Regions from separate parts of the Homo sapiens genome. Here region 2 is linked to region 1. The links are chromatin loops, found by intact Hi-C in ENCODE. Cell type or tissue: endothelial cell of umbilical vein. All regions are shown on one strand. Each heading gives the region's core, and the rest is flanking DNA. Links, peaks and the distances in the headings are about the cores only.

Region 1 (16,431 bases), core at 3,945-11,944:
CAGCAGCAGTATCCAAAATTTAACTGGTTTGAGCTTATCATCTACTTGTTTATGCTGATTCCATGATTAACCAGGAGTTTCTGCCTAGGTTGTTACTGCATTTTATTTTATTTTTATTATTATTTTTTGAGACGAAGTTTCAGTTTTGTTGCCCAGGCTGGAGTGCAATGACACAATTTCAGCTCACTGCAACCTCTACCTCCCAGATTCAAGTGATTCTCCTGCCTCAGCCTCCTGAGAAGCTGGGATTACAAGAGTGCGCAACCACGCCCAGCTAATTTTTGTATTTTTTTAGTAGAGATGGAGTTTCACCATGTTGGCCAGCCTGGTCTCAAACTCCAGACCTCAGGTGATCTGCACGCCTCAGCCTCCCAAAGTGCTGGGATTACGGGCATGAGCCACAATGTTCGGCCCGTTACTGTATTTTGATACTCATGACTTTGTCTATGGCCTGCTTTAGCTGTTCCTGCTCCTGGGCTACAAACAACCATACCAGGCCAGGGAATCTGCATCAGCAAAACTCTCTCTTTTCACAAGGATGAAAAACATCAAGGTTTAATGTAATCAGAAGTCTTTTTTGGTGAAAGCTTATAGAGATGTTGGCAGTTTTAAAATATTAGTAAAATTGTATTCAAATCAGTAAACATCACTGAGTGCCTGCAAGTTGTCTGAGTATTATAGCAATATGCTGTACCACAGCCACCAAAAAAAAATGATAAAAAGCATGTACAACTAAACACAGTTTAATCGGTTTTTGAAGATTCAGAAGGCATATTGGCTGTTTCGCAGGTGCAACCTATCATGGATCTTGTTATTTCTGTTTTTGTTAAAATCAAGTGAACAGATGCCAGATAAACTTATGTTATTAAGCAGGTTATCAGAATAGGGACTTGGTAGAGAGGATGTGATTTCGTGCTGGACTGCAACTAGTAAGAGAAAATCCAAATTCTTACTGCACTGTGCATTTATGTTTCTGAGAGGAACTCTCAGCAGCCCCACACCAAAATTAACTGTCCCTTTGCCAAATGATGCAAAATTTGGTTCCTCTTCATGGACCTCTAAAATTAACTTTCAGATGATTGATTCTTATAGATGAGATCTGGGATTCTAAATACCCAAAGGTAATAGACCATGTCTCTTGAGGTGATTTATCGTACCCAGATCAGAAGAGAACTGTGAGACTACAATAGCTGGGTGGGCTATACCACTCTCCACCAAACCCTCATCCTAGCATTTATTCCCCAGCCTCTGGCAAGGCTTTATGAGTTTCTTAAAAAATGTCACGAGAACAGCGTGCGTAATTCCATGAAAAAGATGTGCTTTTCACCTGACGATCAGGAAGTTCTTCTAAACATTTTGCTGAAGTTCTCCGTGCTTTCTTTAAAACCAATCTCTCAGCCAGGTGTGGTGGCTCACGCCTGTAATCCCAGCACTTTGGGAGGCCGAGGTGGGTGGATCATGAGGTCCGGAGTTCAAGACTAGCCTGGCAAAAGATGGTGAAACCCCGTCTCTACTAAAAATACAAAAATTATCCAGGCATGGTGGCAGGTGCCTGTAATCCCAGCTACTCAGGAAGCTGAGGCAGGGAATTGCTTGAACCTGGGAGGTGGAGGTTGCAGTGAGTTGAGATCGCGCCACTGCACTCCAGCCTGGGCGACAGAGCAAGACTCTGTCTCAAAAAAAAAAAAAAAAAAAAAAGTCTCTCACTCATCACAGACAACCTGGGAAAAGCAGACCACTGAAATGCAGAAGGAGGAGTTAAAGTCTTTAAACACTAGGGTTCTTTTAACTTCAAGAGTTCATGGGAATTGTAAATGATATTGGCACTGAATTGAATTTCAAAGGTGTCTTGTATTACTGAATCATTAAAATATTGTGTGTATGTCTGTGGCACACTAAAGAAATACTCTCTGTATGGACTTTCCTTGACTTCATCAGTAATAACAAGGCTAACCAGTAATTTAGAAAGTACTTTTATTTCTATTATATTAAATGTTCCTTTTAATAACTTTGCAAAATAGATTTTATTATAATTCCATTATAAAAATAAGATCATGTTTTTAATCAAAAGACAGACTATAACAAGTATTGACAAGAATGTGGAGAAATCATAATTCACATATGTCACTGTGGGAATGCCACATTGAACGGTTGCTTTAGGAAACAGTTTTATATTTTTTCAAAATGTTAAAAATGGGATAACCAGATGACCCAGCAACTCCATTCTTAGGTATCTACCCAAGAGAATTGAAAGCATATGTCCACACAAGACTTGGACATAAATGTTCACAGCACCATTATTTATAATAGCCAAAGAGTGGAAATTACCCAGTTGTTCATCAACTGATGAGTGAAGAAGTAAAATGTAGCATATTCATTCAATGAAATACTTGATGGTAAAAAAGGAATGATCCAATAATGCATGCTTCAGTAGGAATTATACTTGAAAACATTATGCTAAGTGAAAGTAGCTAGATACCCAAAAAACATATATGAATTCATTCATATAAAATGTCCAAATAGGCAAATCCATAAAGACAGTAGATTAGTGGTTGGCAGGACTAAGGTGAAATGAGAATGGGAAGTGACTGCTAATGAATATGGGGTTTTCTTTGCAGTGATGAAATGTTCTAAAATTAGATAGTAGTGATGGTGCATAACTTTGGAAATACTTTAAGCCACTGACTTACATCTTTTAAAATGGCAGATTTGATGTATGTGATTTATATATCAATTACAAAAAGATATGTAAAGAAGACAAAATAGACTCCCTGAGAAATTATTTAATTCATCCAGCAAGTGATATCCATTGGCAGAAGAATGGATCATTACAAATTTGCAGTATATTCAGACACTGGAATAATACACAGCAGTAAAAAGGAAAGAATGATAGGTATAGGCAAGGGCATAGATGAATCTTTAAAACATAATATTCATTAGAAGAAAAAGCAAGTTGAAGAAGTACATATAGATTATTCAATATGTTAATAAAGCTTGGAAACAAATTCACAGATATGTTTGTATGTAAAAAGTATGTATATTTAAAATAAAACCAAGGGTTGGTGATTACAGTGATATGGGGGCCAGGAAAAGTCAGGAGTTTGGCAATATTCAGGTTCTTAAATTAAGTGTAAATATGCTAGAGATCAACCTTTATCATGCTTCATTTCATAGTGTACTTTTTTTTGCATGCAGATGTAATATGGCATTAGGTGAAACCATGTAAAAATGCTATTTTTCTTAGTCAAAATAGTCAAATACCAGAAATTACATATTATTCAAACTTTTTTTTAAGTAAGAAGAATAGAAATTTGGAGCCAAACTTATACTAAATTCAACTCGGGGCATGATTTTGGGGCCGTATTTTATACCACGCTTTGTTAGATTTTGGTGGGAGTGAGATTAAAATAGTAGTAATATTTGCAAGAATGGCTCATTTTTATTAGATGTGAATTATGTACCAGGCACTAAGTAAATTTTTACAGCAACTCTGTATGATTCACAGTTTACAGAGAAAATCTAAGCTTCAGTTTTAAGAACTTACCCAAAGTGACTGTGAGTGGGTTAGTGGTAGTTTACATGTGTTTTCCACTGTCTTCTGTAGAAAACTGGCTCCAACATAAAAAACCTAACTGGCCCTTTCTCTCCATTTGTATTGTGACAACCTTAATCCAATCGACGATCTCAGCTACTACAAATCTCCAGTGTTCCCTTGGCTGCCTTGGCTTGCCTTCAATCACTTAGAATGAAATCTGCATTTCTTACTGGTGTCTTCAAGGCTGCAATAGTTTCCTGGGGCTGTTGTCACACAGTACCACAAATTGGAGGGGCTTAAAGCATATACATGTATTATTTCACAATTCTCAAGGCTAGAAGTCCCAAATCAAGAGCATTGCCATACTCTATCAGAAACTCACGGTAGAAATCTTCCTTGCCTCTTCCTAGCTTTTGGGGTGGCTGAAAATCCTTGGCATTCTCTGGCTCACAGCTGCATCCTGGCACCCTCTGCCTCCAGCATCTTATGGCGTTCTCCCTGTGTGTCTGTCTCTTTGTCTCTATTTTCTCTTTTTATGAGGACACTAGTCATATTGCATTAGAACCTACCCTAATGAAGTATGACCTCATTGTAACTGCATTACTCCTGCAAATACCCTATTTCCAAATAAAGTCACATTCTGAAGTACTGGGAGTAAGTAATTCAACATGTCTTTTTGCAGGACACAATTCAACCCATAACAAATACCTCTCAAGACCTTCTCAGCTGTCTATGATCCAGTGCTTTTCTCCCCGCTCCATCATTGTCCTGATCTTCTCTCAGTTTCTGAAGCAGCCTTGTTAGTTTCTACCACATGGTCTTTAAACCTGCTGCTCTCAGCCTGGAATAATGCACTTCCATGGACTTCCTATAGCCTGCTCCCTCTCTGTCTTTGGGTCTTAATTTAAGATTTCACCTCCTCTGAGATGTGTTTTCTATTCCACCCTTTCTTAAGCATGTCTTTATTCTACTTTTTCATTCTTTTTCTTTTTAATTCCCTGAGTTTCATGCATAGCAATTTTTTTTTTTTTTTTTGACAGAGTCTCACTCTGTCGCCAGACTGGAGTGCAGTCACACAATCTTGGCTCACTGCAAACTTCACCTCCCGGGTTCAAGCGAATCTCCTGCCTCAGCCTCCCAAATAGCTGGGACTACAGGCACATGCCACCACGCCAGGCCAATTTTTGTATTTTTAGTAGAGACAGGTTTTCACCACGTTGGCCAGGATGGTCTTGATCTTCTGACCTCGTGATCTGCCTGCCTCGGCCTCCCAAAATTCTGGGATTACAGGCGTGAGCCACTGCACCCAGCCCATGCGTAGCAATTTTTAGTTATAAATAAATTATAAATTTGTTTGTAAATATTTCATTATCGACTTGCGTACTTTCTGCTCTCCATCCTCCCACCCTCGCCATACCCTCAAACATAAACTCTATGAAGGGCTGGTATCCTGACTCTCTGGTTCCCCACAATTGCAGCACAGTGCTTGTCACATAGTGCTTATCACAAGAAGTTTTTATTTGAATGGACGAATGAATGAACAAATGAATGAATGAATAAGCCAGAAGCAATTATGGTGTGTCCTATCTGAAACATACATCCCTATTAGGGAGTCAGTTTTACAATAACTGGTTTAGAGCCGAGAGGTTAATAGGAGACAGCACTAAATTTTACCACTTACTGTGTGCCTACTGCAAGGTACTTGACTCTTCTAAGTCTCGATTACATTGTCTGTCAAACAGGGTTCATCACAGTACCAATTTGGCTCAGTAAATTAGGAGGAGGTGAAGTAGCCAGGGCACAAGTGGTGGTGGAGATGACAATGAGGGGAATATTTGGCAATGTATCAGAAAGCAAAGATATAAGATGGGCTGGCCAGGAAGTTCCCAAAGGACCAATCCTGTCTTATGCAGCTTCTGTGCCTGCTCTGAAAACCTGGAGGACAGCATCATCCTGAGGCCACGTTTTCACTTTCCAGCCACGCATTCAGCTAATTGCTTTGGCAGCAATTCTGCCACCAGGCTGCAGGCCTGGAAACCTGCCCCTTTCAGATAATAGTTCACATCCTTGAAGTGAAAAGACGGCAGTCCATGAACTGGGAAAGATCCATACTTCTGATTTTATGGAGTAAAACTTAGCAAGAAGTTGTGAAGGAAGATTTTGTCAGAATTTAATAGGAGGAGAGAATTCTATAGATAGACCTTTCCAAAGCAATAAATCAACATGAAAACCTGTAGCCATGGTGAGCGCTTGCCTCAAGGGACAGAAAACAAAGTACAAGTCTGGGGATGGTGCTGCACTTGAGTTACCTTTAAATGAGAGGCACAGTTTCATCCCCGGGCTTATACTGACCCAGTAAAAGCTGAGTCTGAGCGTACTCCCTGGGCAAGAAAAATAGATTTTCCTTAATCAGAGCTTTTCACTATTAAAAGGCAGTTGTATAAGTTCCACAATTATGTCAGGAAATCTAGACATAAAGCTCTTGATTGATTTCAAGCCAGGAGGGACCTAGTTCATTGTTTGGTACCCAGAGAAGACAAATGAGATAGGACCCCAGTACTACTGCTTCTAAGAAAAGAGAGCATGCTCACGCTTAGGCGTAAATCATGTGGAAAGAGCCCTGGGTTTATTTTATTTTTACTTTTTTCTTAAGAGACAGGGTCTCACTCTGTCACCCAAGTGGAATGCAGTGGCAGGTAGCTCACTGCAGACTCGAACTCCGGGGCTCAAGGGAAGCTCCTGCCTTAGCCTCTTGAGTAATTGGAACTATGGTGTGCACCACCATGCCTGGCTAATTTTTAAATTTCTTGAGAGATGAGGTCTTGCTATGTTATCTAGTCTCAAATTCCTGGCTTCAAGTCATCCTCCCTCCTCAGCCTCGCAAAGCACCGGGATTATAAATTAGGAGGAGGTAAAGTAGCACCCAACCTGCAGGGCCCTGGGTTTGAAGTCAGATTTGCCTCTGACTTACTGGATGGGAGATCCTGGGTAGTTCCCAGCCTGGCTAAGCCCTATGTCCCATCTGTAAATCAAAGTTGCTGATATTCCAAGAATCCCTTCAGGTGGCAAACTAAGATCACTCCCAAGTCTCGACTTATACAGGACTCACAGCTACCTGTTTTCATTGGTTACTGTACCTCTTTGAGTCTAATAATCATGCTATTTTTATGTTGTCTCTTTCCTCCTTAGACAAGTATTTCTTTACTTTTTTTCAATACTGCCCCTTAAGTATTTTTGACACTTTTTTCTCTAATTGTTCTCCCCTCTCCTTATGATTTAAATACCACAGATATCAATTTGTATATCAATTTCTGCAATGTGATTCCTTGGAAGGGCATAAAGCATTGTAAGTTCTAAAAATTTTCGAACCTCTAAAATCAATTTTTGCCCCCTTAGGGGCATTATCACTCCTTGTTAAAAAATGCATGCTTAATACTGCAAGTTATATGTCAACAGGAAATATGTATCTTGTTTGAACAGTATCCTTAGCACATGGCACATAAGAAATGCAGTGGTATTTATTGGATGGGTGACTGAGTGAATCAATTGATGGATTGAGGATTAACAGAGTCATGTAAAAAAATTGCTTAGTCTTATTCCTGCTACAGAGCAAGTAGAAAATATATATTTGCTTCCACTTCTGAAACTTGTCAAAACCTTTCAGTAGCATTGATCAAAATTATTTCAGAGATTTATTTTCCTCTTTTTATCTCTAACCTAACTGTCGACACACTGAGTGCACAGGCCAATGCCTGATACTCTGTGTACTCTGTACTACGTTAAGTATTTAATGAATGAATAAATGAAAGGAAGAATTAAAATGTAGGGTTTAACTCATCCTTGATCGGAACAATTCCAAGAGTCTAGTGCTTGCCCCACTAGCGAAGGAGACATGATACCTTTGCTCACAGGCACCATTTCTGTCTCATTACAGTGATTTTGTTCTGCTACCTGAAAGCCCTCTGTAGGCAAAAGAGAAAGCAACCTTGCACAATGCAGTAGTGGCTTATTCAGCTTGTTTTTTAACCAGAAAGTCTTTGTGATAAGAATCCTATTACTTTGCAAAAAGAGAGCTTTGCCTCAGGAATGTGAACACGAGAAGAATGAGGTCTAGCAAATTGAATATATGGAGGTAGAATTCAGCCAAGGAGATGACTTGGGGCAAGGAGGGTAGTGATTGAGAGAAAGAAGAAGGCAATTTTGAGGGTCTGGAAAGGTTCTATTTCCTGATCTGTGTGCTGATTATATGGGTGTGCTCACTTTGTAATAATTCACAAGCTATACACTTAAAATTTGTGTATTTTTCTAGAGGCACAATTAAAAGAAAGAATAATGAGGCCAACAAACTTAACCTTTTGAAAATCAGACACTCAGGCTAGTCAATTTTCTTCTCTGAGCCTCAATTTCTTCCTAATAATAGTACTTACTTCTCAGGTTTGATGTGAGTATTAAATACAGTATATAAATTACTTAGTGTAGTGCCTGGTTCATTATTTATCAGTTATTACTAATTAGTTATTATTATCATTAACTCAGCCCAAATTTATTAAAACCATACTAAAAGTGTCCATTACTTTTAATTCATATGCAAGGAGTCTAAATTCAGAAAACGGTAAAATGAGGACACTCCCCTATCCTCTCATATTTCATCATAAAAATTTTCAGATACACAGAAAAGTTGGAAAGAATGGTAGAGTCAATGCTCCTAGAGTCACCATCTGCATTCTATGCCTAACATTTTGCTAGATTTGCTTCATTGCATAGCCATCCATCTATCCCTCCCTCAGGGACTTCTGTTACGGACACCTGACCATGGCAGTAGGATGGGGACTACTAAGGAAAACAATTGTGCTAGTTTCAGGAAGTCTCTGGCCGAACTTACCCAATGGAGCCACCTTGTGTTGAATAATTCAAGTCTTCATATTCATACTTCTCAGCAGTCCAGAAACAAGATAACTTGCCGTAGGAGAAGCAGGTAACACAGCGTCAAGGCTGCTATGCCCTACAGAGAAGCAAGTGAAAAACAAAGCCTTCTCCTGACCTTGGCTTGCCCAAGAGAATATGCAGCAGATGTAAATTCCTCCCAAGAGTTTTTAAATTCATAAATTAACACTGACTTTGAATTAGTCATATTTTCCACTGAATGGATACAGAAAAGCCTAGAGTTTTTTTTTTTCTTACAGACAAGCTGAGTTTCCATATTCTAGTTTTTCTGTAACAACTATGTAGCATTTGCACAATAAGAGCATTTGTTTTGGTTCCTGCTTTAATAAATCGTGGTTCTGCTTTAATGAACAAAACCAAATAATTTGTAATTGGTCCATTAATTATCTGCATGTAAATGCCGATGTTAGAGTAACTTAATAAGCCATTGAAAAAGCATTCTTGTTTGCCAGTTGAGTTATACTCTATTTAGTAAACAGCTCTTTTTTGGGAGGTGGGATGCTTGTTTTCTTTTGTTTTGAAGCAGGGAGGCCTTGGGAAACTAAATCAGAACGCAATCTGAATCCTACAGAACCCCCAAGGCCTAAACTAGGACGGGAGGGCTCCATGAAAATTCAATTAATTGAAGTGTTAACTAATGAACCCGTCCTATGCCAGATCCATGAGAAAGCCCCGGCACAGTGGCCTTTCTCAGCACAGCCCCCAGAGAGTGAATTCTTTTTTTTTTTTTTTTTTTTTTTTTTTTTTGAGACGGAGTCTCACTCTGTCGCCCAGGCTGGAGTGCAGTGGCGTAATCTCGCCTCACTGCAAGCTCCACCCCCCGGGTTCACGCCATTCTCCTGCCTCAGCCTCCCAAGTAGCTGGGACTACAGGCGCCCGCCGCCACGCCTGGCTAATTTTTTGTATTTTTAGTAGAGATGGGGTTTCACTGTGTTAGCCAGGATGGTCTCGATCTCCTGACCTCGTGATCTGCCCGCCTCGGCCTCCCAAAGTGCTGGGATTACAGGCGTGGGCCACCGCAAGGCCAAGAGTGAATTATTAATAGCTAGAAGAGTGCTAAACTTTGGGGCACGTAAGAATGTGCTATGGTGCTTCCAAAAAAATCCTATTGCCCAGGTCCAACACCTTATCAATTAAATCAGAAAGTCCAGGTCAGGGTGTGTGCCAGATATCAGTAATTTTTAAAGATCCCCAGATAATTCCAGTATGTAGCAAAATTTGGATAATGGTGGCCTATAAAATGATCCTTTTACCCATCTGACTCTCCCATGTACAAAAGGAAAAAATAGCCAAGCAAAATAACGAAAGCAAAGAAACAGATAAAAGAATAAATTCTCCCCTAATCTATCATCATAAGAAGTGTCATTCCTTTGGATATTTAAAATACAGTGGACTCAACAGCAAGTGAATCATTTCACTAACTGGAGATCCTTTCCAGAAGAACTTGTTTGGAACAGAGAGAGGACTGACTATGGATTCTGAAATGAAGCCCAAAAAAGGCAGAGTGGTGGCCATGAATGGGGAAAGAAGACAAGGCAGGCAAGGACAAGTTTGGATCTTGAACAGTTGGCCAACACTGCTGGCACCCAAGAGTATAACTGCTGTAGTTTGGATGTTTGTCTCCTCCAAATATGATGTTGAAATTTGATCCCAGACACTGGAAGTGAGGCCTAATGGGAAGCATTTGGGTCATAGGTGAAGGTTCCTCATGAATGTCTTCGTGCCATCCTCTAGGTAATGAGTGAATGTCAGCTCTATTAGGTCCCATGAGAGCTGGTTGTTAAGAAAAACCTGGCACCTCCTAAGTCTCTCTCTTGCTCCCTCTCTTACCATGGGACCTCTCCACACTCCAGCTCCGCTTTGCCTTCTGCCCTGAGTGGAAGCAGCCTGAGGCCTTCACCAGAAGCCAAGCAGGTGCTAGTGCCCTGCTTCTGGTATAGCCTACAGAATGATGGGCTAAATAAACCTCTTTATAAATTTCCCAGCCTCAGGTGTTTCTCTATAGCAACACAAACAGACTAAGACAATGTCTGAAAGAAATATTTGTGAGGGAAAATCCAGACTATATTTTAATGGAAAATCTCAGGCAAAATGCCTCTTCTAGAAATAGGAAAAATGTGTTTTCTGGGGAGGGTGGGAAGCAGAGCCATCTGTTACACCATCTAAAGATGTTTTTGGTTCTTCTTCCAATTGTGATCCCCTAGGACTACCTCCCATTTATCTAACTCAATGTAAATCATCTCCTACAGCCATTTTGAAGCACTAGTGTGTGGGCATTCAGGAAGAGGCAAGTGTATGGCTTTGGTTGCAGTTCTGGGTGTGCCCCTTTTCTAAGAACTTTGAGCCTCACTCTCTGCATTTTGTGGTGGAACTAATATTTGAAGCTTTTCAAAGTGAATGCAAAGATTAAATAAAATCAGGACACTTTTCACAGAGCCTAGAACTCTGCAGGACTCAATGCATGGTGGTGGTTATTATTCACTGTACCTGTCTGGGGTGTCTTACTCAGTTTTCCCAAAGTTTTCTTGGTAAGTAGAGTAGAGAGAGAGAGTATGTATCCTTGAGGAGAGATTTGGATCTGGCAGTAGTAGGCTGGACCTATCTCTTACCATCACATGCCAGCCTATGAGAGAGCTAACTATTAGAATTTTACAAATGTTATGAGTCAGTTTATAAAAACAACCATTATTAAAATTAAATAATACAAACTTACATTCAATACATTAAATTAAAAGCAAAAGCAATAAATACTTAAAACTCATCACTTCCTAATTATTTCACTACATTTTACTGCTTTCTTTTCATCTGAGTTTATTTGTATCTGTTGGGTCTGTATGGTGGAAATACTGTATAATTGTATGCTACATTGCCTCATAATATCACATAGGCACCTTAAAATCAATCATAGTGTTTATAGTATGGAAATCAAGAAATGCTGCAAATCAAGGTGTTTTTATTTTTGTGTTTTCTGTCAGATAACTGGTTGTAAACATTTACCACTATACCTCTGAGCCTGTATGTGGGGAGAGGGAGAAGAGATGAGTGCAACTGAAGCACCTTAACTATTATCAGGAAAGACATCAATAGGTTACGACTTGGAAGATTTTCCCAAAAGTTACCTAGAAAACCACATGGGAAGAAAAAACTTCTCCCCGTATCTTTTTCAAAATAGGCAAGATGCTGAAAAAGAAAATCCAGCAACTAGCCAGAGTCCATGCTCTATTTTCTAAAGGCAAAATCAGGTCTGTTTTCACAAGTGACAGTGAGGCCAGAAGATTTTGAAATCGCTTGTGAAAATACGAGAAGACAAACTTTCCCAATTCTGAAAATTGACCTTGTAGAAAAGATATGCATCTGTAATGCTTGTGTTTTATGAATTTAATTTCAAAGGAAATGTATTCAAATGGTCCAAAAAACCAGAAGGTATAGAAAGCTATGAAATGAACACATCTGTCCTCTTTCTGATACCCACACCACCAGTATCACTGCTGCTCTTTTTATATATCCTTCCAGTTTCTTTTTGCATATCCAAGTAAATAAAATTTGGATTTTTACCACCATCATCCTCCCCCTCTTTACATAAAGTATAGTGTAATATAGTTATTGTCCTTTAGCTTGGCTCCCCCACCCCCACTTAGTAATGGATTTAAGTGCTGTCCATGTAAGTGCAGAGAGCTTTTCCATTTTTTAAGAATTGGGTAACTGCCCAGAGGCCAAAAAAAAACCTAAAAGGTAGAAAGCAACTTCCAAACTCATTTCTAGCCACTTTCTCTCCTCCTCCTCCTCTCCCAACCCCCTCCTCCCCCTCCTCTTCTTCCTCTCCCTCCTCCCTCCCTTCCTGTCTTCCTCCCTTTCACCTTCCCTCCTCCCTTCTCCCTCCCTCCTTCCTTCCTTTCTCTCTCTTCCTTTTGCTTGCTTTCTTTCTTTTCTCTCTCTCTCCCTCCCTCCCTCCCTCCCTTCCTTTCTTCCTTTCTTCCTTTCTCTCCCTCTCTCCTTTCTTTCCTTCCTTTCCTTTCTCTCCTCCTCTTCCTTCTTATTCTTCTTCTTCCTTTTTTTCTTCTCCCTTTTCTTCTCTCTCTCTCTCTCTCTCTCTCTCTCTCTGTGTGTGTGTGTGTGTGTGTGTGTGTGTGTGTGTGTGTGTATTTTCTCCTTCCACCACACTGAGGCCTCCTCACCTCACATGAGCCAACTGGGCTTCCTGCTTTCTCCAGACCTTTCTTTGCTGTGTATGCTTTTTCTGAAATGCCCTGGATCACCCAGCAAACTCAGGTACGCTGGTGTTTGGTCTATAGCTGTGGTGTGTGGCAAGACTACCAGATCTGTAGTTGGATGGTGCGTACTCAAATCCCAGCTCCCTTGCTTACATGCTCCTTCAGTCTCAATTGACTTAATCTTTAATTTCTCTAAGCCCCACTCTCCTACTCAATAAAATGTGGAAGCAGTATTTCACAGTGGATATTAATGTGGGTTTTAGAGTTAGAAATATCAGGGTTAGAATCCCCATTCATCTTCCTATGGGTTAGTTAACTAGGTAAATTACTTAGTGATTCTTAGCTTTGTTATCACATTTATAAAATATGAAAAATACTCCATCAATTTTTCAAATTTCTGCATGTCTTATGAATAATAAATTCAGCTTTTGTTTCAAAACTCCATCTTTCCAAGAATATTTATATAGCACACACTGTGGAAAATAGAGGCAAGTTTCTCCTTAAGGGGCAGAGGAAAATTTGTTTTCTGCTCAGGATAATAAAAATAATGCCCACATTAAAAATTGAAGAGTTTTGCATACAGACCCCTTATAAAATAATGAGGTTTCCTAAACTCAGGGTTTTTCACGTGTAAAACAACCTACAGGTTGTACAGCATGCATCTGGACCTTTTTCACACCCTGTGGGAATTGAGACTTTGGAAACCAAGACAAATGATGTGACTGGCTATTGCTATTCCTGTGAGTAGTAGACTGTCCTTTGTCTCTGACCTAGGAGTCTTGTGTCTTCTTCCAACATTCATGAGACTGTGCAAGCTAACTTGTTAGTGTACAAGTAGGGTAAAATCCCAGATCCTTTACAATTCTTGACATTTACTTCATATATTTGTTGTAATAAATATAACATATTAATATATAAAATTATATATATTTTTATATATAAAGCACATATGACAATGCTTCTGCCTAGTCCATAATAGTTGCACAATAAATGAGAGCTATAAATATCAATTTTTCTTATTTTTTCCTGGGTCAGAGGATTGCCTGGGAAGTCAATAAAAGTATAAATGTGAATGATATTATCACAGTGCCTGGTACATGGTAGGCTCGTGTATTAGTCCATTTTCTTACTGCTATAAAGAACTCCCTGAGACTGGGTAATTTATTAAGGAAAGAAGTTTAATTGACTCACTGAGCAAGGCTGGGGAGGCTTCAGGAGACTTACAATACTGTCAAATGGCAAAGAGGAAGCAAGGCATCTTCTTCACAAGGTGGCAGGAAAGAGAAGTGCTGAGTGAAGTGGGGAAGAGCCCCTTATAAAACCATCACATCTCATGAGAACTTGCCCACTATCATGAGAACAGCATGGGAGAAACCACTCCCATAATTCAATTAACTCCACCTGATCTCTCCCTTGAAACCTTTTGCCAAAATGAAGGGGCTACAGGCCCCATGTAAGTCTGAAATCCAGCCAGGCAGTCAAATCTTAAAGCTCCAGAATGATCTCTTTTGACTCCATGTCTCACATTCAGGTCACACTGATGCAAGAAGTTGGTTCTCACAGTCTTGGGCAGCTCCACCCCTGTAGCTTTGTAGGGTACAGCCCCACTCCTGGTTGCTTTCATCGGCTGGTGTTGAGTGTCTGTGGCTTTTCCAGGCACACAATGCAAACTGTTGGTTGATCTACCATTCTGGGCTCTGGAAGACAGCGATCCTCTTCTCACAGCTCCACTGGGCAGTGCCACAATGGGGACTCTGTGTGGGGGCTCTAACCCCACATTTCTCTTCTGCACTGCCCTAGCAGAGGTCATTCATGAGGGCTCCACTCCTATAGCAAACTTCTGCCTGGACTTCCAGGTGTTTCCATATATCCTCTGAAATCTAGATGGAGGATCCCAAACCTCAGTTCTTGACTACCATGCACCCGCAGGCCCAACATCATGTGGAAGCTGCCAAGGCTTGGGGCTTGCACCCTCTGAAGCAGCAGTGTGAGTTGTACATTGGACCCTTTTAGTCACAGCTGGGATGCAGGGCACCAAGTCCTGAGACTGTGCAAAGCAGCGAGGCCCGGGGCCTAGCCCAGAAAACCATTTTTCCTCTTAGGCCTCTGGGCCAGTGATGGGAGAAGTTGCTGTGAAGACCTCTGACACGCCCTGGAAACATTTTCCACATTGTCTTGGTGATTTACATTTGGCTTCTAGTTACTTATGCAAATTTCTGCAGCTGCCTTGAATTTCTCCTCAGAAAATGGGTTTCTCTTTCCTTGTAATCAGGCTGCAAATTTTTCAAACTTTTATGCTCTACTTCCCTTTTAAACATAAGTTCCAATTCCAAACCATCTCTTGAATGCATAGAACCAAATGCTTTGAAGCGCACCCAAGTCACGTCTTGAATGCTTTGCTGCTTATAAATTTCTTCTTCCGGATACTCTAAGTCATCTCTCTCAAGTGCAAAATTTCACAGATCTCTAGGACAGGGGCAAAATGCTCCCAGTCTCTTTGCTAAAGCATAGCAAGGGTCACCTTTGATCCAATTCCCAACAAGTTCCTCATCTCTATCTGAGACCACTTGAGCCTGGACTTCATTGTCCATATCACTGTCAGCAGATTTGTCAAAGCTATTCAACAAGTCTCTAGGAAGTTCCAAACTTTCCCACATTTTCCTATCTTCTCCTGAGCCCTCCAAACTGTTCCAACCTCTGCCTGTTATCCAGTTCCAAAGTTGCTTCCACAATTTCAAGTGTCTGTATAGCAGCACCCCATTCCTGGTACCAATTTATTGTATTAGTTCATTTTCATATGGCCATAAAGAACTTCCCGAGACTGGGTAATTTATATAGGAAAGAGGCTTAATTGACTCACAGTTCAGCATGGCTGGGGAGGCCTCAAGAGACTTACAATTATGGTGGAAGGTGAAGAGGGAGCACAAGGCATCTTCTTCATAAGGTGTCAGAAAGGAAAAGTGCCAAGAGAAGGGGAGAAAAGCCTCCTATAAAACCATCAGATCTCATGAGAATGTACTTACTCTCCTGAGAACAGCATGGGGGAAATCACCCTCTGATTCATTTACCTCCACCTGGTCTCTCCCTTGACACGTGAGGATTATGGGGATTATTGGGATTACAATTCGATATGAGATTTGAATGGGGACACAAAGCCTAACCCATATCAGTTCTTACCTAGGAAATCTTTCTTTTCATTTATTGTATCTTCTTGAAGAAGCTGTGATAGCAGGAAGGGACATGGACATATTATAAATGTAGATTAAGTTCCCAATTTGTTTTCAAGAACTCAACTAATGGGGGGTAGCTCCATAGGGCAGGGGTAAAGGGTCTCATGTCTCAGTGCAGCGTTCTAGTGCCCCACCCTCTGTGCAAAGCTATGAAGCAAAGCTATGACGAAGCTATGCAAAGTAGAACGTTGCTAGATCCAGAAACATAATTTGGTCCTGCATTCTAATTCCATAGAAATACCTATCATGGAGAAGAATATATACAGTCCTTGAACCTAAAGCTTTTATTTAAGAATATGCTTGTAGATGCTGGCACTCCTGATTATTGAACCTAAACCCTGTTTAAAGTAGCCACATCACACTGGGGAGGAAACTCTTTGTGTATGCCCATTCACTTTGTTGCATTGGCTTCCATCTTCCCAACAATCATGTAACAAATATCGCTACACGGGCACTTCAGGCTGGACTCTTGCTAGTCGCTTGCTATGGTGGTAGATGAAACAGACTCAGT
Region 2 (16,431 bases), core at 2,997-10,996, 160 kb before region 1:
AAAGCATATATTTCACTTGCTTTATAACCCAAGTGACTATGAGTTACAGCTCAGAGAGCCTTATTGAGTAGATGATATTGTCCCAGGTATACCATGAAATCATGTAGGTGAAAGCATTTTCAAAATGGCAAAGTACTCCCGAGATATAAAGTGGCGATGTTTTAATTAAATTTTTCTGCTGACTTAGTGTCTGCATCATGCTGACCAACTTTATGACAAGCAGTGTTCTTACACCCATGGTTCTCGCTGACTGCATGTTTCTCACCATGTGGGCCAGACATCTTCATTTCAAACTGGATGTTGCCTCTCCTCTCTGTATTCTCACTTGCTAGTTTCTGCTCTGTGGCTGCAAGTACTCTGCTGACTGTCCACTCTTATAGATGCTATAATCCTCACACCGAGCTGTTCTCCTCGTGAATGCTATGCACCTACCCCACACCTATGCAAAATACCTTTGAGTTCCTTAAGGAAAACAGGTGAGGAACAAGCTAGGAGACCTGCTCCGTAGAGACTACCTGGTTATTTACCACAAAATATAAGTCTTCCTGAGAACACATATATGGAGCCTTCAACAATCTGTGGGTTGAGGTTAAGCAGCTTCAGGGGCACTCTAGACCAGAATTTTGCAATGTGCAGCTCTCAGGATGCATGTGACCCGCTGCCCTGAATGCATGTGTATGTCAATAAGTTTTATTGAACCATGCTCTTTTGCTTATGTATTGCTTATGGCTACTTTTGCCCTACAATATTGTACAAGAGACCGTGTGGCTTGTAATGCCTAAAATATTTACTATGTGGCTCTTTACAGAAAAGAAAATTGCTGACCTCTGTTCTGAGGCAGAACTACTGCCATTAGGAGCGGGAGAATTCTTTGCTGGGTAAGGGGACAAAGAGGGTTTTTCTGTACAATATGGGATATTTGGCAGCATCCCATGCCTCTGCCTACCAGTGCATCTACAGTAGTACCACCTCCCCATTTGTGACAACCAAAAATGTCACTAGACAATGCCAAACGTCCCCTGGGGGACGAAATCACTTTCAGTTGAGAACCACTGCTGGAGACAAAGTAGACCCAAATACACTTTAGAAGAAAGTAAGAAAAAAATCAATTATTGAAAAACATGAAGATGTCAGATGCACTAACTACTTATTTTTCTTTGGCAAACTCATTGCACAGATTTCACTGACCTAAATGTAATACTGTTCAATCTGCATGGTCAGGAGGGGAGAACATATTGAGATTTATTGGCTGGGTTCCTAATATTTTTTTTCCACCATAAATTCAAGTCAAATGTGTAGAGTGGAAGTGTGACCACAGGGGTGTTGAGCACAGCCTGTGTGACACTTGCCTGAACTAAGGGTAACTCTGAGACTTGTCAACATGCTACTCTGTAAGTGTGGGCACACTATTTTGTTTATCTGAAACTGAATCTTCTCTTTTGTAAAATGTTAGAATTAAGTGAGAGCATTGTTCTTCTAAACTGCTTAAGACAGCGTCTGGAATCAATAGTGGGTGCTTACGGGATATCAGTGATGAGAGTGGTGGTGATGGAGGTGGGAAGGAAGAAGAAAGGGGAGAGAAATAAGAAACTGATATTCACAAAGCACCCTGTGGAGTGTTAGAAAGAAACATTAAAATCATAATGTGTTAAGGTTGAAAAACCATTAAGGTGACCTCAGATGTTGATATCTTTGTGCTGTCTCCTGCAGGGATTGTTGGGCTTCTAGTCCCTGCAAGACATGAACTAAATCTATTAGTAAAAGACACCAATTCTTCAAGCAGCAACTTGGAAAGAACATAAAAATATTTACATAATGGGAAATTATATGAGTTCAAAATACTGAATACTAGTGTTCATAGAACATAAAAATCATGTATTTAGTCTTAAAGTTATTGGAGGTTACCACTTAGTTAACTAATCAGTGCTAAAAAGCCTTTGCAAAAAGATCCCTGATCTTTCCATGTATCTGTGGAAGCTGACACGGTGGTTCTCAGTCACATGGAACTTCTGTGCCTTTCATTTCCCAGAATGTAGTCACCAACATCTGTCCCCCGCTAGGAAGTCTCCCTGACCCCATCCCAATTCATGTAGTTTTATTGGAGCTGACTCTAATCTCATTTCTAGACAAAATTATATGACTTCAAAGCTAAGCCACTCCACACAGCCTCTTGGTGACTCGGTGTGGGATGGCTGCACAGCCCGGGAAGAGACAATACACTCCTAGATTTCTAGAGAAAAATATTCTTAGCTTCTAGTCCTCAAAGAAGAAGTTGTAGGGGCTGGAATGGCTACCTTGATTTTGGTACCACATGAGGTCTGAGTCTGAAATTTGAAAGAAAAAGGCAGAGATGAAAAATAAAGAAACACTGATGTTTTAAGATATTTTGTGTCTAGAATCTACCAAGCCTGAAAATAATTGGACATCTAGATATGTATACTAATATGAAGTAATATTTTTCTACTTGCATAAGCTAAACTGGGTCAGATTTTCTACCACTTGAAAGAAAGAAGTCCTAAGTATTACAACAGTCTTGGGAGTTAAGGGACTACTCTGTCATTCAGATGGAGCAACTACTAAGACGGCCTCTTCTTGAACTTCTCTTTATACAAAATGCCATGAGAAAATTCATGTTATGTTAGAATACTTTTTGTGACAAGAGAGGTTATATTTTAGAGACTTTTAAAAACCAGTTGTGTGTTTGGATAATATTGTATTAACTAACATTAGATATTAATATAATAAAATCTTAAAATATATACATTAATATCTAAACTTCTGATTTTTATTATGAAGACCCCCATGTCTACAATACCTGCTTTCAACACTTATCAGGATTTTGCCACATTTGATTCATCTATCTTTTAAAATTTTCTTTAAGCGTTTGAAAGAGAATCCCAGACATCCTACTTTTTCTCCCTCACATGTTTCAGTCAGCTTCTCCAAGAATCAACAATGTCATGCAATGCATGACTGCAATGCCATTATCACATCTAACAGAAACACTATCCAGCCCATTATCAAATTTCCTTGAGTGGCTAGAAAATACCTTTATAACGTCAGCTTTAAATAACACATATTAAGTGCCAGGCGTCTTCTGGGCATTTTATTAATTTTTATTTTTACTTTTTTTGAAGATGGAGTCTCGCTCTGTTGCTCGGGCTGGAGTGCAGTGGCGTGATGTTGGCTCACTGCAACCTCTGCCTCTCAGGTTCAAGCAATTCTCCTGCCTTAGTCTCCCAAGTAGCTGTAACTATAGGCACCTACGGCCATGCCAAGCTAATTTTTTTTGTATTTTAGTAGAGACTGGGTTTCACCATGTTGCCCAGGTTGCCCAGCTTGCCCATGCTGGTCTCAAACTCCTGAGCACAGGCACTTCAACCGCCTAGGCCTCCCAAAGTGCTAGGATTACAGGTGCGAGCCACCATGCCCAGACTCTTCTGTGAATTTTACAAGCGACATCATAACCACCTCTAAAGATCAGAGATGTTTAATGACTTGCCTAAGACTTACCAAACTAAATATCCTGAGCCTTAGTATGCTAACAATAACACCTCATTTCTTCCTAAACCTTTATTAGTAAAATCTGTATTCTTTAATTTCTTAAAAATTATGAAATCATGAGAATGTTTGGTTTTCCCTATATATTTTTTCTTATCTTTTTGGTGTAAAATTGACAAATGTTTTTATAAATCTATAAAGAATGCAAGTATGTTAATTTTCAGGGGAAAAAATATACCCTTAGTGGATATTTTAAATATAAAACCAACCACTTTTGGGAACATGTTTTACATATGTTCCTTCTGTTTGTAGGAATATGATGTTGTCCTACATCCTTGCTTGGCTCCTTCTTGCCATCTGTATTTTTAGTTGCCCAGGGTGCAGTATTCCCACAGAGGGTGAAGCTGATTATTCTTCCTTACCTGCTTCCTCAGGGTCATCTCAAACTCTGCCGCCTTCCCTTCATCATCACCCTGGGTCTCCAATTCTCCAAACCTTCTTACTACCTTTATTTTCCTCTGACAGATAACCCTGTAGCAAGGTAACTTGGATGTGTTTTTGTTGGTTCTACTCCATTTCGAAATGATATTTCAAAACTATTGAAAGCACTGGAACAATAGGCAGTTGTAGAATGGCTTGGCTTGGCTTGAAATATGGGAGGTCCATATTTAGTTGCTAGAAAAAAAAATGCTGGTGACATTTCAGGAGAAATAAAGAATTGTTCAGAGAAGTCTTGAGTGTGTCTTTCATGAATGAATAAAATGGTTTGAGTGACCTAGTTTGGCCATGCCCTCAAGTAGTTTTAACATTCCATTTTGGAATATCTGTGTTATTAAGGCAATGAGATTAATTTAGAACAATAAGAAAACACAGAAGTTATCCTCTGCGCATCATATTTAGTTCAGAGGACCAAAATTTGCTTTCTGTTCATAAGATATTTTGTGACACCAATCTATTGTGTCACCACAATATTTCAACTAGAGTTGAAATGTTGCATTTCCTGAGGGAGAGTGAATGAGTGCATCATTGGTTGATTCTGTACACATTTATTCTCTCTCAACCTTATTCTTTGGCTTGAGATTGAGCACATATTAGCAGTCTAAACAGCTTCTTTGGAAATCAATGAATTAACTGTTTGGCTATCAGAAACTGAAGCAAGGTGAGCAAGAAGGAGGTGATGAGGGCTCCAGGCCCTCCTAGCCTACCAGGTGGTAAAATACAGCCTTTTAAGACCTGCCCAATTTTGAACATTCTAACTATCCTGAAGGTAGCAAAGTTAAAACTCAAGGAATGTGTCCTCTGCACTCTGCCAGGTCATGAAGGTTCAGCACTGAGAAAAGAATTCCCTAAACCCCATTAGAACTGCTTAGCCAAATCAATTTCTGCTCCTCTGTTTACATATTCCTTCCAGTATATAACCCTGGAGAAACTGGTGTTTTTCATTGTAACATCCAAGTCTCTGAAAAATTTCTATTAAAATGGAGACTATAAAAGGAAGACCGTGTGTTTTGAAGTCATAAGTCAAGCAAAAATAAGGAATTATGATAAGAGAGGCATTATGGGGTGGAGGAAGTCAAATTTGGAAGCAGAAGAAATTTATCATTCTTCTCTTAGTTTCGTCAGTAGAGGGCTCAAAGCCAGTACTACCTTTCTCAAGTACATTTGAGTATCATCTACTTCCTTGACTTTATGCTATTATTTAGTTAGTTTTTTTTTGATGTTCAACTCTATTTTAAAATATTTTTATTCTTTTTATTTGTTGTATAACTTCATTTACATTATGTGGGGCTCTGAAGGCATGCAAATCTGGACAAAAATCCAGGCTTTTCTACTCAAAAGCTACACAATTTTGCACAGTTTATTCATTATTCATTCATTCTTTTCCCTACTCATTAATATATTCTGCCAGTATTTATTGAGTGATAATTAAGTCCTATATCATGTGCAGGTAATGGGGGTTACATTGGTGAATGAAACTCATCAAGGTCTCTATTCTTGGGGTTTATGGATCATTGGGGAGGCAAGCATTAAACATTTATACTAAGGTGTATATAAATATAAACTAAGTTTTCTAGAAAAAAGCAAAATATGATACATCAGTTGGTTCTATGAAAAGATGTATATCCAAAGAGCCGCCTGACCGTATTGAAGTATGGGATTAGTTGACCTCTATGAGCCTCCATTTCCTCATCTATACAGTGGGAATAATAATAGTGACTACACTATTGGTTTGTTGTGAACATTAAATGTGATAATGTAAATAACGTGCTTAGCAGAGTGCCTTGAAAATTGTAGGATCTCATTAATTTAAACATTTATTATTTTGGTTTTGATTATATCCTATCAATGTGATCTTAAAGTGATAATAATGGGAGAATCAATCATTTCTGAGTTGAAGGCACATTTAAGGTTACCTAGCTCAGGGTAAGTGGCCTTCATGTGTTAGGCAAACACTCTCACACACCACAGTGTTTTATGTGTGTGCATTTATTTCTAGGATGATGACCCATGGGTTACATAAAAATCATGTTTGTTTTATTTAAAGTCCATGACCCAAAATGAGTTAAGTCACTATCAAATGCTGTACCAGATAAAAAAAACCAACAGCCATTCATCAATAATATTTTATGAAATTCTTTATAATGATCCTTCTTTTCTCTCTGTCTCTAAAAAAAATTCTGCTTACCTTATGGCTTTTTTATTGGATCTTTTGGTGGATTTAGAGTCTTCTTACTATGAGTGAAAGCTGTTTATTTCTGTACCAAGTTGATGATAATTATCAGGTAATCTTATGAGCTTTGATTGCCTTTAGATTATCAGAGATTTTCCATGTATATAGGCCTATTAAATGGGAAGCATGAAGATTTTGTATCTTCATTTCTATTCCATGTCTCTTGTTACTTTTTCTTCTTTTGTTTTGATAGAGAAGCTCTTCATCATTGTGCAGAACAGGGCTGCGATGGTGTGTATCTTGGCTTTATTCCTGAAATTTACTGGGAATGCTCCTCAAACCATCAGAGTTTTATTACAGCAAGTAACAAAACCCATTTCTGACTCATTATGGGAATGTAAACTCTGCAAGGCATAAATGTTCATGTTTTGTTCCCTCATGTTTGAGTTCACTCTGAATAATAACTGGAACACTGAAGACACTTCATAAAAGCTTGTTGAATAAAAAGGGAAAACAATAGAATACATAGGAAGAGTAAGGATTGAAAGGAAAAAAATAAAGTAGTCTGATAGTGTGTTTATATATCTTGTTTAATTAGTTGAGATATGGGTAACCTAAAACAACATTTGAAGAAAGTTGGGCAAACTGCCCTCTTAGTTATATTAAGGAAGCAGACCTTGGAGATGGCAGAAATTAATGAGTCTGAATGCCAAACTACATTGCACAATCTCAGTAGGCTCTGGACTTTGGAACAGATCATTTACATCTCATTTCACACATACTTTGCTTAATACACTGGAGGCTGTACCCTTGCTATCCACAGACTGTGACTTCAAGGAGAGGAAATTGAGATTTTTTTCAACCGTACCAAGTGGGCCATGTGTTTGTATTGATTTTTCTCGTGCTCCTTAGCGAGTGATCCTGAATATCCTTACAACCCAGATCCACACTCTAGCCCCCACATCCAAATTTCAGAGTGAAGCTGTTGGGTGTCAAGACATTGATCCTGCAGGAAATATCGTATTCTCTTCTTTTTCATAGGTTCTCATGGAAAATGATTTAAGATGTTTAATTTAGATACAATAAATATCTGGATCCCTACAATTGCTGTTGCAGTTTCTTACACCTAAGAAGTGCTCAGACTATTGAGTGGGTACCTGTGTTTCATCTTTGTTTCTGGCTTTTAGGTTTATAGAACTGTGGTATCTGAAAGGAGATAATGAAAGTGGGGATGGACATAAAGATGGTTTATGGAGGGATAGAAATTAAGCTTTGTGATCCAAACAGATATTTAAAAATGAAACTTGTAGAGCAGTTTCATGTTATTAGGAAATAATACCTTGTATACATAGCCATGCCAAAAAATGACACAAAATCAGTTCTGTTTATATACATACTTCTCTATTGAATTATTACAGAGTAATATTTACCTATCAGATAAGATGCCCTAAAGACTAACAAACTTTAGTATATAACATTGAGATACACCATTAAGAGGCCCTTCAAAGGAAATGTCATAGATTCCACCCCCGCAACAGTCCACTTAAACTAATCTTCTGGCTTTCCCTGCTACACTGGAAGGCAAGGATATAAAAACAGAAACATCTGCATTCAAGTCATTCAAATATTAAGCCAAGGAAATATATAAAAATTGATCCATACCACCCTGGGGTATATGAAATCTATCTAAAGTTATTTTAATTAACGTTAATGTTTACTTTTTTACGTAGAACTATAATTTTCCTTGTCCCTCTTCAGCTTCGTGGAGTTTACCTTTTTAACCTAAGTATATTTAAAATTCTCACTAGGTAGAAACAAGCCATCTAAGTCATCTGGACCCTACTCTAAGGGTAAAATGAAATTTTAATGACATTTTAGGCCAAAAATAAATAATACATGTATTTATTTCTTTATTTAGGAGACAGAGTCCCACTCTCTTGGCCAGGCTGGAGTGCAGTGGCGCAATTTTGGCTCACCACAACCTCCACCTCCCGGGTTCAAGCGATTCTCGTGCCTCAGCCTCCTGAGTAGCTGGGACAGTAGGCACACGCCACTGTGCCTGGCTAATTTTTACATTTTTAGTAGAGACAGGGTTTCGCCATGTCAGCCAGGCTGGTCTCAAACTCCTGACCTCTGGTGACCTGCCCACCTTGACCCCCCAAAGTGCTGGGATTACAGGCATGAGGTACTGCACCTGGCCGAATAATACATTTGTATCAATTTTTGGAGTAATATAAATTAAATATTTGGATAATTGAAAAAACATCCACCAACATTTGGAATCTTTTAATTGTTGAAGTTTGTGCCAATGCTGTCCAATAGAAATATAATCCAATAATACATACAAATTAGTATTTTCTAGTAGCCATATTTTAAAAAGGTAAAAATAAATAGGTGAAATTAAGTTTATAATATATTTTATTTAACCCAATGTATCCCAAATATCATCTCAACATATAATCAAATAACATTATGAATGAGATACTTTACATTCTTTTTTTCATACTAAGTCTTCAAAATCTTGGATGTCTTCTACATTTAGAGCACCTTAAGTTGATCAAGACACGTTTCAGTTGTTCAACAGCCACACGGGGCTGGTGGCTATCAAGTCGAATACAGCAGGTGTACACACAGTCACAAATCAGTTTAGCTCTACCTGGCTACAGAGAGATTGGGGAGCTTTTACAAGGGCATCTATCAGCTTTGCCTGATCAAAAAAACTGGCCACACTTCCCCTCTCTCTTTCCTCCAAAAAGTGACAGAAACTTAAGAAATGTGCTATGGAGATCAAATATCTTACAAATACATTTTAAACAATAGATGTAATACTGGAAAAAAGATAACAATTTTACTTTCCTTTGTAAACTGCCTTTAAATGAAACATATTTCATGTGAAAAACTCCAAATAATATCCAGTGTTCACATTTTCCCTTAGGGCTAAAGAAAGAAATTAAAGCCTCCTTTTAAAATGTGCGAACAATAACTTGATAAGCCTTTCTCATCAAAATAAGGGAAAATGCATTTCCGGGAGATTAAGTCATTATATTTGACAATATAGAATGTGACTTATTTCTCTTAATATAATTTATATTTATTTAAAGGAGTATTTTAGACATATTGATAAAAAAGCACTTATTTGTGGAATCTTATTTCTATATGGATTTTTTTTTTTTTTTTTTTTTTTTTTTTTAAGACAGAGTCTCGCTCTGTCGCACAGGCTGGAGTGCAGTGGCGTGATCTTGGCTCACTGCAAGCTCTGCCTCCTCGGTTCACGCCATTCTCCTGCCTCAGCCTCTTGAGTAGCTGGGATTACAGGCGCTCACCACCACACCCAGCTAATTTTTTGTATTGCTAGTAGAGACAGGGTTTCACCATGTTATGCAGGATGGTCTCGATCTCCTGACCTCGTGATCCACGCACCTCGGCCTCCGAAAGTGCTGGGATTACAGGTGTGAGCCACTGCACCCGGCCCCTCTATGTGGATTTTTAAATACAGAAGTATCAAAGCAATAGATTTAACTTGTATAAATTAAATTATATGTACTTGGCAAAGTGGAATATAGAAAAATAAGTAGTAACTTTAACATATTTTGAGAATACTCTTCCATGTGTACACAAATGCATTGCAAGACATGAATAAAGACATTCTTAGCATTCTTGTTGGCAGAAGCCAAATATTAACAGTAACCTAATATTTCATCAGTGACAGAATGGTTAAAGATATTGTGGTATATTCGTATCTTGAAAACTACCAGCAATGACAATGAATGAATTCTAATGGAATGCATTCATAGGAATGATGCTTCATACTGAAACAAAGTGTTGACCAAGAGATGCAAAGCAAAACGTGCATACAGTCTGATTGCATTTACACTAAGTCAACAAATGTACTATACTGTTTAGCAATGTATACAATGGGCTTAAAGTATAAAGGAAAAAACAAAACAAAACAAAACATGGAGCTGATTACCATGCAAGCCAAAATAATGATTGAGGCAGGAATTTGATGGTAAAGGGGATAGCTCTTGTGTAGAAATCTATTTTTTTGATCTAGATGTTTGTTACATGGATGCTTTTAAAAACTTATTAATTATACCAGCAACTAAATTGTATGTAATTTTCAATTTTTAAAGTTCTTTTTTAATGTTTTTAAAAAATTTTAGATTCGGGAGTTCCTTTGCAGGTTTGTTGCATGGGTATATTACGTGATGCTTAGGTTTGGGCTTCTAATGTACCTGTCGCCAAAGTAGCATGCATAGTAGCCAATAGTTAGATGTTCAACCCTTGTCCCATTTCCATCCTCCCCGCTTTTGGAATCTCCAGTGTCTATTGTTCTCATCTTTCTGTTCATGTTTACCCAATGTTTAGCTCCCACTTATAAGTGAGAATATGTGGTATTTGGTTTTCTGTTTCTGTATTAATTCGCTTAGGATACTGGCCTCCAACTGCATTCATGTTACTGCAAAGGACATGATTTCATTCTTCTTTATGGCTACATAGTATTCCATGGTGTATATGTACCACATCATCCAATTCACCATTAATGGGAACCTATACAGATTGCATGACCCTGCTATTGTTAATAATGCTGTGATAAACATTCAAGTGCGGGTGTCTTTTGGGTTGAACGATTTATTTTCCTTTGGGCATACACCCAGTAATTGGGACTATTTGGTCAAATGGTAATTCTGTTTCTTGTCCTTTGAGATTTTCAAGCTACTTTCCACAGTGGCTGAGCTAATTTACATTCTCACCAATGGTGCGTAAGTGTTCCCTTTTCTCTGCAACCTCGCTAACATCTGTTATGTTTTGATTTTTCAATAAAAGTCATTCTGATGGGTGTGAGATTGTATTTCATTGTGGTTTTTATTTGCATTTATCTAATGATTACTGATTTTGAGCATTTTTTATAAGTTTATTGGCCATGTTTATGTCTTCCTTTGAGAAACAGACATTTCTCAAAAGAAGTCCTTTGACTTCTTTTTAAAGGTCACCATTTAATGGTTATTTGTTTTTTTCTTGTTGATTTATTTAAGTTCCTCATACATTCTGGATATTAGTCCTCTGTTCGATGCATAGTTTCCAAATATTTTCTCCCATTTTATAGGTTGCCTGTTTACTCTGTTGATAGTTTCTTTTGTGGGGCAGAAGCTCTTTAGTTTAATTAAGTCCCATTTGTCTATTTTTAAATTTTGTTCCATTTCCTTTTGGGGTTTTCATCATGAATTCTTGGCCTAGGCCAATGCCTAGAAGAGTTTTCCCTAGGTTACTCTCTTAGATTTTTATAGATTTAAGTCTTACTTTTAAGTCTTTAATTCATCTTGAGTTAATTTTTGTGATGGTGAGAGATAGGGATCAAGTTTCATTCTGCTACATTTGGTTATTCACTTTCCCTTGTACCATTAATTGACTAGGATATATTTTCTCTATTGTTTATTTGCTGACTTTGTCAAAGATCAATTAGTTGTAGGTGTGCAGCTTTATTTCGGGGGTCTGTATTCTGTTCCATTGGTCTAAGTGTTTATTTTTGTACCAGTACCATGCTGTTTTGGTTACTGTAGCCTTGTAGGATAACTTGAAGCCAGTTAATGTGATGCCTACAGCTTTATTCTTTTTGCTTAGGATTGCCGTGGCTATTCAGGCTCTTTTTTGGTTTTATATGAATTTTAGGATAGTTTTTTTCCTAATTCTGTGAAAAATGATGTTGATAAATTGGTAGGAACTATGGTAAATTTGTAGATTGCTTTGGGCAGTTAGGAGATTTTAACAATATTGATTCTTACAACCTATGAGCATGGAATGATTTTCCATTTGTTTGTGTCATCTATGATTTCCTTAAGCAGTGTTTTATAGTTTTCCTCATATAGATCTTTTATCTCCTTTCTTAGATATATTCCTAGGTATCTTATTGTTTTCGTGGCCATTATAAATGGAATTGTGTTCTTGATGTCTTTCTCAGCTTGAATGTTATTGGTGGATAGAAATTCTACTACTTTTTGTATGTTGATATTGTATTCTGAGAGATTACTGAAGTCATTTATCAGGTCTAAGAGCCTTTTGGCACAGTCTTAAGGGTTTTCTAGGCATAGAATCATATCATCAGTGAAGAGAAAGAGTTTGACTTCCTCCTTTTCCTACTTGGATGCCTTTTGTTTCTTTCTCTTGCCTGATCACTCTGGCTGGGACTTCCGGATGTGCTGCTGGGTTCAGTTTGCTAGTATTTTGTTAAGGATTTTTGGGTTTATGTTCATCAGTGACATTGGCCTGTAGTTTAACTTTTTGTTGTTTTCTTGCCAAATTTTGGTATCAGAATGACACTAGTTTTGTAAAATGAGTTAGGGAGAAGTCTCTCCTTCTCAATTTTTTGGATTATTTTCAGTAGGGATGGTACCAATTCTTCTATGGACATCTCATAGAATTTGGCTATGAATCTGTCTGGTCCAAGGCTTTTTTTGGTTCATAGATTTTTTAGTACTGCTTCAATTTTATTACTCGTTGATCTGTTCGGGATTTCTGTTTATTCCTGGTTCAATTTTAAGAGGTTGTGTGTTTCTAGATATTTATCTATTTCCTTTAGATTTTCTTTGTGTACATAGAGATGTTCATAGTAGTCTCTGAAGACCTTTTATATTTCTTTGTGTGCTTTTTGAGTATTCTTTTTTCTTTGTTAATCAGGCTATCAATCTTGTTTATACTTTTAAAGAAGCAATTTTTCATTTTATTGATCCTTTGTATGGTCACAATTCCATTTAGTTCTCTTCTGATGGTAGTTATTTCTTTTCTTTTGCTAGCTTTGGGATTAGTTTGTTCTATTTTTCCAGTTCCTTTAAATGTGAATTTAGGTTGTCAGTTTGAGATATTTCTATATTCTTAATGTAGGCTTTTAGTGCTGTAAACTTTCCTCTTAATGCCACTTTTGCCACATACCAGAGGTTTCAGTGTGTTGTGTTTCTATTTTCATTTGTCTTAAACAATTTTTATCTCTGCCTTAATTTCCTTGTTTACCCATAAGTCATTCAATAGCAAGCTATTTAGTTTCTATGAATTTGTGTGGTTTTGAGAGTTCCTCTTGGTATTGATTTTGGTATTTATTGCATTGTGGTCTGAAAAGATGCTTGATGGGATTTTGATTTTTTGAACTTATTGAGAATTGCTTTATGACTGAGAAAATGGTAAATATTAGAATATGTTTTATGTGCAGATGAGAAGTTATATTCTGGTTGTTGGGTGGAATATTCTGTAGGTATTTATTAGGTTCAATTGGTCAAGTGAGAAATTTAGAATTTGTTAGTTCTCTGCTTTGATTATTTGTCTAATGCTTTGATGGGTGTGTTGAAGTTTCCCACTCTTATTTTGTGGCTATGGAAGTCTTTTCTTAGGTATAAACATAATTGTTTTATAAGTCCAGGTGCTCCAATGTTGGATGTGTGTACATTTTGGATAGTTAAGTCTTCTTGTTGAATTACAGAGTTTATTATAATACCCTTCTTTGTCCTTTTTTTCTGTTATTGGTTTAAAGTCTATTTTATATGATAAAAGAATCACAACCCCTACTGTTTTTGTTTTATATTTGCATGATAAATCTTCATCCCTTTACTCTGAGTCTATGAGTGTCATTATATGTGAGATGGATGTCTTGAAGGGGCATGAATCTTGTTTTTTTTTTAATCCAATTTGCCACTCTATTTTTAAGGGGAGTGTTTTGATTGTTTGCATTCAAAGTTAATATTGATATGTGAGGCTTTGTTCTTGTCATGGTGTTGTTAGTACTTGTTTCATAGCATTGATCATGTGGTTACTTTTCAGTATTGATTGCTTGTGCAGTTGGCTTCCATGGGCTATGTGCCTGCATGTAGCTAGTACTGTTTTTACATTTTCATGTTTATAAGTTTCTTAAGCATCTCTTGTTGGATGGGTCTGGTGGTGATTAATTCCCCTAGTGATTGCTTGTCTGGGAAATATTTTATTTCTCCTTCATTTATGAAGCTTAATTTGGTGGGATATTAAATTCTCAGCTGGCATTTTTTTCTTTAAGAATGCTAAAAATGCGCCCCCAATCTCTTCTGGATTGTAAGGTTTCTGCTGAGAAGTCCACCGTTATTCTGATGGGTTTATGTTTATAGGTAACATGACCATTTTCTCCAGCTGCTTTAAGGTTTTTTTGTGTGTTGACCTTGGATAGTTTGATCATTATGTGCCTTGGGGTTGATTGTCTTGTATCTCACAGGGGTTCTCTGGATATTTTATATCTGCATGTTGACTTCTATAGCAAGATTGGAGAAGTTTTCTTAAATTATATCCTCACATATTGTTTCTAAGTTGTTTCTTTTCTCATTCAGGAATGCCAATAAATCATAGATTCGGTCACCTTATATAATTTTATATTTCTTGAAGGCTTTACTCATCTTTTAAAATTCTTTTTTATTTTTCTTTTTTTAGTATTTTGGTCTAATTGGGTTGATTTGAAAGACTGGTCTTTGAGCTCTAAAATTATTTCTTCTGTTTCACTTAGTCTGTTAAGGCGTCCAATTGTATTTTTAAATTCCTGTAGTGAATTTTTTAATTCCAGAAGTTCTGTTTAGCTCTTTCTTAATATAGCTATGTCATCTTTCAAATCTTGGATCTTTTTCTGTCCTCTTTGTGTTAGATTTCAACTTTTTCTTGGGTCTGGTTGAGTTTTTTTTTGCCTTCCAAATTCTAAGTTCTATATCTGTCATTCCAGACATTTTATTCTGATTAGGATCCATTACTTGAGAGCTACTGGGATCCTTTGGAGGTGACAAAACACTCTGGCTATTTTTTTAATTGCCAGCATTCTTGTGTTGGTTTCTTTTCATCTGAGTGAGCTGACACTTTTTGTTGTTGTTGTTGTTTTGAATTGGCTATCATTTGGATGTGGCTTCTTGATTTTTTTTTCTTTTTTTTTCCCTTGGAGGTATGATTGTGGTGTATATTGTATATGATCTATTGGTTTCAATTCTGGGTGCCTTCAGGGTGCCAAGACTCTGTACAGGTTCCTTGGTTGCAGATAGGTTTGGCAGTGGCTTTCTCAGATATTGCTTGTTATGATTTAATTTTGTTTAGTGATATAATTCAGGCTGCAGTCCAGTAGATGGCACTTAGGAGTAAGAGCTTGTTTATTGCAGCATTATTCACAATAGCAAAGACTTGGAACCAACCCAAATGTCCATCAATGATAGACTGGATTAAGAAAATGTGGCACATACACACCATGGAATACTATGCAGCCATAAAAAAGGATGAGTTCATGTACTTTGTAGGGACATGGATGAAGCTGGAAACCATCATTCTGAGCAAACTATCACAAGGACAGAAAACCAAACACTGCATGTTCTCACTCATAGGTGGGAACTGAACAATGAGAACACTTGGACACAGGGTGGAGAACATCACACACCGGGGCCTGTCGTGGGGCGGGGGAAGTGGGGAGGGATAACATTAGGAGATATACCTAATGTAAATGATGAGTTAACAGGTGCAGCACACCAACATGGCAAATGTATACATATGTAACAAACCTGCACATTGTGCACATGTACCCTAGAACTTAAAGTATAATAATAAAAAAATATAAAAAAGAAATGAGCTAAGAAGGGAATGAAAAGGTGTGCATGGAAAAAAAACAAGAGCTGGCAGGTAGAGGTCAGGGGAGAGGTAATGAAGAACGATGAAAAATGCCCTCCCCCAGAGCATGTTTGCCTTCAGTGGGGGTGGAGCCTCTCGAGAAGCTGGAAAAGCAAACTCAACCATCTTAGCCCAGGCTCCCCAGGCCCTGATGGGAAGAGGCACTACCAAGTCTGTGACAATGCACTGAGGGGGTTGGCAAGAGATAACCCCCTCTCTACATCTATTCTTGAGTTTTGGTGGTGCCACCTTCAGTAGCTGGTGCAGTTTCACGTTTTCTTTGACCCAAGAGGGCCTTTGGCAGACTGTGCTATCCCCTCCTTTGGTGTGGTTTGAACTGAGGAGTAGATCTCCAGGTAAGTGGACTGTGCTTCCCTTCTGCCTCTCAGACCTGGTGGGCACTGTCCCCCAACTGACCAAGGGAGCAGACTAGAACACTGAGCAATGACACTCACAGACCAGTTCCAGGTCCCAAAGCTGTCTCTGGCTGCATGTCTGGCCACACAGAAGAAACCTTGGCTTCAGCAACTCTCCTCCCACTCTAGTCCTGAGACAGGGAAGAGTCTAATTCCAGCACCTACTGCTGTGGGTGTTCTCCATGCTTGCTGCCCAGT

Evidence for each region. Hi-C counts contacts between places; a loop is a spot of excess contacts. Peaks named below come from ENCODE experiments on the same cell type or tissue, not always from the same donor. Only the 100,000 strongest peaks of a DNase experiment are listed, where the experiment ranks them.
Region 2: it touches region 1 in a loop (3-fold over the local background); 2 of 110 quality-filtered maps call a loop at or near these places.

Annotation. Positions count from the first base shown.
Region 1 is chr3:7,537,999-7,554,429 of GRCh38, forward strand. All of the region lies in intron 7 of GRM7 (glutamate metabotropic receptor 7), which reads left to right. Among named protein-coding and RNA genes, the nearest start is that of GRM7-AS1, 11 kb to the left of the region's middle. In endothelial cell of umbilical vein, for the core only: a CTCF peak has its summit at 8,443 (motif pointing left); DNase peaks (open chromatin) are centred at 5,523 and 8,433.
Region 2 is chr3:7,375,957-7,392,387 of GRCh38, forward strand. All of the region lies in intron 4 of GRM7 (glutamate metabotropic receptor 7), which reads left to right. Among named protein-coding and RNA genes, the nearest start is that of GRM7-AS1, 150 kb to the right of the region's middle. In endothelial cell of umbilical vein, for the core only: no CTCF peak of the experiment used is centred there; DNase peaks (open chromatin) are centred at 6,525 and 6,875; H3K27ac peaks cover 871 bases.